2 separate regions of the Homo sapiens genome follow, and region 2 is linked to region 1. A link is a contact called in ENCODE Hi-C data. All regions are on one chromosome and are shown on one strand. The core of a region is the stretch at or near the end of the contact, and the rest is flanking DNA. Distances in the headings are between cores, read along the strand shown.

What was found. A loop is a pair of places that touch in the nucleus more often than their neighbours do. Pooled maps may share reads with other maps.
Region 2: a map of B cell shows a loop between it and region 1 (22-fold over the local background). The contact joins the promoter of DHFR here to the promoter of WDR41 in region 1. A Hi-C loop is called at or near these places in 2 of 168 maps with a recorded cell type or tissue (B cell and naive thymus-derived CD4-positive, alpha-beta T cell) and 7 of 50 pooled maps.

What each region holds. Positions count from the first base shown.
Region 1 is chr5:77,490,604-77,494,327 of GRCh38, forward strand. It overlaps WDR41 (WD repeat domain 41), which reads right to left and starts at 1,713. Exons shown (of 13, transcript NM_018268.4): 1 at 1,567-1,713. The coding sequence starts at 1,617. RefSeq lists an enhancer at 1,175-2,098 and silencers at 1,219-1,438, 1,879-2,018.
Region 2 is chr5:80,653,293-80,657,104 of GRCh38, forward strand. DHFR (dihydrofolate reductase) reads right to left here and starts at 1,691. Exons shown (of 6, transcript NM_000791.4): 1 at 1,112-1,691; 2 at 716-765. The coding sequence starts at 1,197. It overlaps MSH3 (mutS homolog 3), which reads left to right and starts at 1,360. Exons shown (of 24, transcript NM_002439.5): 1 at 1,360-1,672; 2 at 3,119-3,239. The coding sequence starts at 1,436. RefSeq lists a silencer at 1,186-1,795 and an enhancer at 1,213-1,981.

The DNA of each region.
Region 1 (3,724 bases), core at 463-2,962:
CACCACCACAAAGCATTGATTTTGTATTTATTCTGTCTTCCTTCTAGAAGAGATTGTGGTGAGAAATTTGAAAACTATATAAACTGCTTCTCCTCCAATGAAAACTTGCCAGGAATGGGAGACCTGGTTAAGCAAATAACATGATTAACCAAAGAACCAGGTTAAAACAGAATTATCCAAAATGTCGTATATACCATATATGGCTATTCAATAATCCACAATCTCAAGGATTTAGGATTAATCTGAAATAAGAAATTTTTAAAAACAGACAATACCGTCAACTGCAAAGACATGCGGAAGTTAAAATTGAGAAGACTGCCTACTCTCAACAATCCAATTTCTTACTTTTAACAATCTAAACAAATACTTCTTATGAGAAATAAAATGCAATTCACAAATTCTGTTCTTGTCAGGCCTCTGAGCCCAAGCTAAGCCATCGCATCCCCGGTGACTTGCACATATACGCCCAGATGGCCTGAAATAACTGAAGAATCACAAAAGAAGTGAAAATGCCCTGCCCCGCCTTAACTGATGACATTCCACCACAAAAGTGAAAATGGCCGGTCCTCGCCTTAAGTGATGACATTACCTTGTAAAAGTCCTTTTCCTGGCTCATCCTGGCTCAAAAAGCTCCCCTGAGCACCTTGCCCCACTCCTGCCCGCCAGAGAACAACTCCCCTTTGACTGTAATTTTCCTTTACCTACCCAAATCCTATAAAACGGCCCCACCCCTATCTCCCTTCGCTGACTCTCTTTTCGGACTCAGCCCGCCTGCACCCAGGTGATTAAAAGCTTTTATTGCTCACACAAAGCCTGTTTGGTGGTCTCTTCACACGGACGCGCATGAAAGTTCTTGTGTGGCATACGAAATAAATTTGGGACCTCAAAATTTCCAAGACTGCAAAAATTATTTTATTCACATTTCAAATGTAAATTTCATTACACACGGTCTATTCAATTATTCGGGCCCATGAAGAAAGTGTGACTATGAAACCAAAAACAGCAGTTAATTAGAAAATCATGTTCTTGACCTTGAAGCAGATTACTTTTTAAAAATAATTATATCCTTTTTCGGTTGTTGGATAAGTAAATTAATTTTATATTCCCTGACCAAGTATCAGTAGACGCCAGGAAGAGACACCAATTCAAATAAACCAAAAGTGGAAAGCTGCGGTCACAACTCGTTCGTTTCTAGCTAAATCGTATACTTTTTAAGTGGAAATGAAGATAGTTTCGGTAGCCAGAAGCCCTAAGTTGTCACAGGTCCCAATAGGACTGCTGACCAGCTGAGCGTCCCTGAGCCAGGATCTCACGATTCAGCTAGCCGTGGGACGGGGCCGGGGGTCTGCAGCTCCAGGGTGCGCCTGGGGTCCCGCCGGGTCTGAGGAGCTCCGGCTCCCGCGCCCTCCGCCCCCACCGTCGTGAGAACAGCGCGTGGCACGAGCTCAGCAGCCAGCCCCGCCTCCGCCCGGGTCCCCGCGGTCGGAACCCAGGAAGGCCGAACCGGAACGAAGCCGCCCCTCCAGCAAGCTCGACGGACGCAGAGCAGACCCACCCGGGGTTTACCTCGGCCAGTCCCTGCGGTTCTCGGCCTCCCCCGATCAGCCATCGCAACATCCGGGCAGCGGCGGCGTCTTGCCCGGTCCAGCCCCAGTCAGCCCAAACTCCGCCCCAGGCTCGGCCTCCTCCTTCCTCCCCGGCTGCAGCGCAACTGAGACGCTAATACTTCCCGCCCCAGATCAGCCCACGGGCCGAAGGAATGCAGACCACAGTTGAGGGAGAATTTTTGTCCCCAAAGCGCTCCCGTACCCAGCCACGGAGGCTTAGTTTGGGCAGTCGCTTGGGGTGCGGCGGCCGACGGCGGGGGCGGCTGCGGCGATTGCGGGGCGCGCGCTGCTCCGAGTGAGCACGCGCGGGAGCGCCGCCGGGTAGCGCACGGAGCTTAGGTAGCTCGAGCGGCCCCTGGTGGACGCGCGCGGAGCAGCAACCCGACCCCGGCGAGCAAGCGCGCACGAAGAATAATGCCCCTCCCTGTGACATGGCTTTAGTATCCTCCACTTCCTAGGGTACCAGGAAATCTCCCCTGCTTTCCCAAGAGCTTGCTGAAGAAGGTGTACCGCAGTAGACTTCTGCATCCAGACAAATCCAGTGGCTCATGTGTACAGCCGAATAAATCCGGCCAACATTTACTGTGTGCTATAGTACAGCTACTGTGCTAAGGCTTTACATAAATCCTCATGGTAAACCTATATCCTCTATTTTACACATCAAGAAACTAAAGCTCTGAATGATTAGGTAATTTGTCTAAAGATAACAGCTAGGAAGTGGCTACATTGGTAGTGTTCTTGACCGTATGCTATATTAACATAGAATCTCCCTAAAGAATAGAAGGCAGTTCATATACCTTTTTTTGACTACTACATTTTCTTAGGTAGTCAAAGGGCTGTGGTTATCTATGCTGACTGCATATCAGAATTACCTGGGTAGCTTTTGAAAATGTAGATTCCTGGCTTCCACCTCAGACTCATTAAAATAATCTTTGTGGTTGGGACGTAGGAATCGGGGTTTTGGGAAGGCTCCTCAGGTGATTCTGATGAGTAGCAAGGTCTGAAAATCACTGGTCTAGGAACTACTTATACATATCATGTTTGCAAAAGTATAAATATATATATTTGCATATGTATTAGGTTCAAATAATCCTCCTAGCAGTAAATTGTTGTAGGGAATCTACAAATGTCCCAACTAATGCATTAATTCAGCAAACATGTATTGGACACAGATGCACTAGAGAAGCAGAAAGGAATCACATAAAATGCTGCTCTGGAGGGACAAGGCATAATGTCCCAGTCACCAATAAGAGAGAGCCATACATCCCACTTTAAGCTAAGTTGGTTGTGAGCAGCTACACAAACTTACAGTCCCTCTGGAACTCGGATCTCCTATAATTCATCTTTGTATTCCTTTTGAGTGCACTCGGCAAGAACACACTCCCAAGGATCAGGAGCATGTTGCCTTCTGTGTGCTAGCCCCAAATTGCAGTCTGCATACAGTTGAAGACAGACCAAAACAGAGACTATCCCCTGGGAAAGAGGGACTTATCTTTAAGTAAAACAAAACTCAGAGACATCAGGAGTTCAGTTCTGGAAGGAATATCTTCACGTGAGACAATGTGGTTGCCCAAATAGCCTACATTTTATTCTTCTGATTATCCACATTCTTTAGGGTTTGCCCCATGCTCTTTAGGGTTTGCCCAATGCCACATTACTCTGATGTAAGGGACATTCTGCTGATGCTTTAAAGCACTGGTCCAGGGTTGAACACTTCCTCCCTTGGTTCCTCTTAGGACAGCTAAGAAAGAATTTTTTACAAGATTAGTATATTATTGGGCACACAATGTATAAAGATGTAATTTGTGGCATCAATAGAAAGGGTGGGGGTGGAGCAATATAGGAGCAGAGTCTTTGTATGCTATTGAAGTTACGTTGGTATAAATTAAAATGAGATTGTTATAACGTTAGGATGTTAAATGTAATTCTCATGGTAAACACAAAAATACCTGTAAAATATACATAAATGGAAATGATCAGGGAATCAAAACATTTACTACAAAAAATAAGCTAAATACAAAAGATGGCAGTAATAGAGAAAATGAGGTACAAAAAAACTATAAGGCATATAGAAAACAAATAGAAAAATAGAAATTCCTCTTTATCAGTAATTACTT
Region 2 (3,812 bases), core at 441-2,940, 3.2 Mb after region 1:
AAATGCCTTGTATCTGTCCCATTAAAGAGATGCAGCATCTGCTCCTTTCTTACTGTTTCCATTTCCTCTGCCATGCCTCCTCTTACAACCATAAATATCCAGGTCTCTTAGGTTTTAAACGGGGCATCTCTCAACCCCCACATTCTTTTCCTTGGTTATTCCCTTCCCTCCAACAGTTCAATTCACCTAGATCCCCACGCCTGAAATTATCCTAGATGTCCTAGAGGCGCCTCATCATTACAATGGTACATTATTCTCCACTCCTTTACATGTCACGCCAGCTTTCAAACTGAAAATCTGAGCGTTCATCCCTGGTGCATCACCTTTAAATTCGAGATCTCCAAAATCCAGGGTCATGTAACCTTAAAAAATTTTTACCCTCTCTTCTCCACTGCCCTTGTTCAGGCCTTATCTCTTCCAGCAGCTGTTCCAAAGGCCTACTCTGTTTTCCTTTCGGAGTGCTCACCTCCACCGAAGCCTCCACCCAGCTGCCAATTCTGCCCCATGCCTGATAATTTGCTCGTGCGTTGACATACATAAAATTTCTAAGACAAAAATTTTTTAATAATGGTAAATGAACCTTGGGAACTGCATACAGATCATACAGATCCATAATAAGAGAAAAGGTCCCAGATTAACACGGAAAACTTTCCATTTAACTAACATTTGCACTGGTAAACTTCATCAAGCAAGACCCTACTTAATCCCACATTACCTTCTACTGAAGAGGTTGTGGTCATTCTCTGGAAATATCTGAATTCATTCCTACAAGTTAGAGAAACAGCGTTACTCGAAACATTATCCCTTGGGCTCGAGCTCTAAGGCACCTGACAAACGGAGCGCTGTGGGTAGGGGTGAGGTGTTTTCTCCAGGGCTGGGACTTTGCCCTGGGCGAGGGCGCCGCAGGGCAAAGACCTCACCGGGCAGCAGAATCCGGGCAGAAATCAGCAACTGGGCCTCCCGCGCAGCAGAAAAGGGGAATCCAGTCGGGCCCACCCTTCCTGCCAGCGCAGACCGCAAGTCTGGCCCCATCCTCTCGCCGGGAGTCGGCCACCCCGACCGTGGGCAGCCTGCGCCCGTTTGGGTCCCATCGCCCCGGCCCGGCAGATACCTGAGCGGTGGCCAGGGCAGGTCCCCGTTCTTGCCGATGCCCATGTTCTGGGACACAGCGACGATGCAGTTTAGCGAACCAACCATGACAGCAGCGGGAGGACCTCCGAGCCCGCTCGTTACAGCAGAACGCGCGGTCAAGTTTGGCGCGAAATTGTGGCCGCCCCGCCCCCCTCGTCCCCATTTGTGCAGGCGAGGCCCCGCCCCCCCGCCCCGGCGCACGCAGGGTCGCGGCGTGCTCGCGCCCGCAGACGCCTGGGAACTGCGGCCGCGGGCTCGCGCTCCTCGCCAGGCCCTGCCGCCGGGCTGCCATCCTTGCCCTGCCATGTCTCGCCGGAAGCCTGCGTCGGGCGGCCTCGCTGCCTCCAGCTCAGCCCCTGCGAGGCAAGCGGTTTTGAGCCGATTCTTCCAGTCTACGGGAAGCCTGAAATCCACCTCCTCCTCCACAGGTGCAGCCGACCAGGTGGACCCTGGCGCTGCAGCGGCTGCAGCGGCCGCAGCGGCCGCAGCGCCCCCAGCGCCCCCAGCTCCCGCCTTCCCGCCCCAGCTGCCGCCGCACATAGTAGGTTCTGTCTGGGACTGGGCAGGGCCATCGGGGCTGGGGGGGCGGGGCTTGTGGGTAAGGCGGGCGGAGGCGGGGACCCTCCGCCCGATGATAGGGCTGGAGGAGGAAGGGGCGGGCTGAAGAAGGGGAAGGTGGGAAGAGCCCAGCCGGGGCTACAAATTGGGTGAAGCGCTGAGGTTTTAGTACTTCCGTTTGAGGAGATAGGCAAAGGTTATGCAGGTTTTTAATGGCAGGCCTGAGACAGGAACTCAGGTCTCCTGACTCCCATTCTGATGAGGGGGCTTGTGGGCAAGGGGTGCGTCTTTTAACCTCCATCCTTTTTTTTTTTCCTTGGTGGTCGAAGAGTTTTACTGATTTTTTAAAAAAGTGCTGGATTGGGTGACTAGAAGAAAGCTGCCCTTAGGTCTCCAGTTTTTAAGACTGCAACAGCATGGCTCAATATTTGAAATCACTACGGTTAAAAGCAGTCATATTGTGCAGTTCCCCAGTGAACTCTTTTTGTAGTTTAGATTATAAAGTCTGAAATACAGTTTGGGTGGATAAAGTTTCTTAGGATGGTATAGATGTGACTAATCATGGAGTCCTTCCTGTTGCCATCCTTCAACGCAATAAGTACGTTTGTTTGTTTTTAAACCAGAGATACTGCCACAGGAAAAGCCCAAGGGTGACCCCTCACTTGGGTCACCTGCACAGTATTTTTCAGATTGAGGCTGTGGAAGGGCATTGAAGACTGGTGTTTAGCCACCTACCGTGTTTTAATGTAGGTGGCAGCTTGGGTGCTTCAAAATCTTGTTCCTTTCGTATATATTTCTCCCTTAAAATGATTACTCCTCTTCTGTTTTTTTTGAGGACGAGCTACGTTTTCATGAATTCACCAAAATTTTGCACCCACCATTTAAAGGGTAGCTGGTGAAGGACTTATGTATGCTTTTGGCAAGTTTTCTGCCAAGAAAAAATTCATAATCTTGTCACATCTTTAGTGATGAACATAAACCTTTTAAACAGGAAACACTTAAATTGCAGTGAACATGTCAAAAATGATACTGTTCTTTTATTACCTATCTTTTCCCCTCTGTGCCTTTGCTACATAACTGTTTATTTCTTAGAGGTATTTTATTTAGCATATGTAAGTAGGGTGATTCAAGTTTTATAATTAGAGAAAGCTGAAGGCTCATTGAATCAAGACCGGTAGCAGCCTTGGTTTCAATTAATTCTAAACACGGCTTGAGTTGCTGAGGCTCCTGACTATCAGACTCTACCTTGTCTTTTATGGTGTTAAAAACAGTTCACCCATAGGGTTTTCCAGAGCTAAAAGTAGAGGATTCTTTGAAGAGTGGATGGCAAGGAACCTTGTCATTCAGTTGTAAGGTTTAAATTGCTTCACATACGTCAGGCCTTCTCAGAGTAGAGATAACACATCATTTTCTAACCTTCCCGATATAGGCTACAGAAATTGACAGAAGAAAGAAGAGACCATTGGAAAATGATGGGCCTGTTAAAAAGAAAGTAAAGAAAGTCCAACAAAAGGAAGGAGGAAGTGATCTGGGAATGTCTGGCAACTCTGGTGAGTTGTGGGGGATTCTTTTTTCTCCTCAGTCATGGCTCTGGTATTCTGGAATTCTCCAGAGGGCAGAAGAGCGTATTAGAATTGTGTCTTTTTTCTTTGTGGAGAAAGGTCCCTTTTGTTCCTGAGCAGAGTGGCCCCCTATAGGTGATGGTGATGTGTATAGGAGGTTAAGGGGATGGTAGAGCTACAATTCTGCAATTTAGCTGTAGTTCTCCCAACTTTCTCCTTTATTCCTTCTAGCTATTTTTGTCCTGGTTATAAAATTAAAACATTCTTGCTACAGAAATTTCAAACAGTACAGAAATGTGGAAGGTAGGCAGTGATAGACCCCATAATCCCTCCCTTTGAGTGAGGCCCACTGCTATTGGTGTTCTGTATATACTTCCAGATTTTAAAAATTTGTACATGTGTATATGTGCATAGTCATAAGCTCAAAAATTAGTTTAAATATATTTTACAGATTATATTATATTCTATACTAATTTGCTACTATCTTTTTCTACTTAATAGAAAATTTTGAACAATTTTCAGTATCAGGACCTGCAGATCTACTCTCCCCGCTTTTTTTTG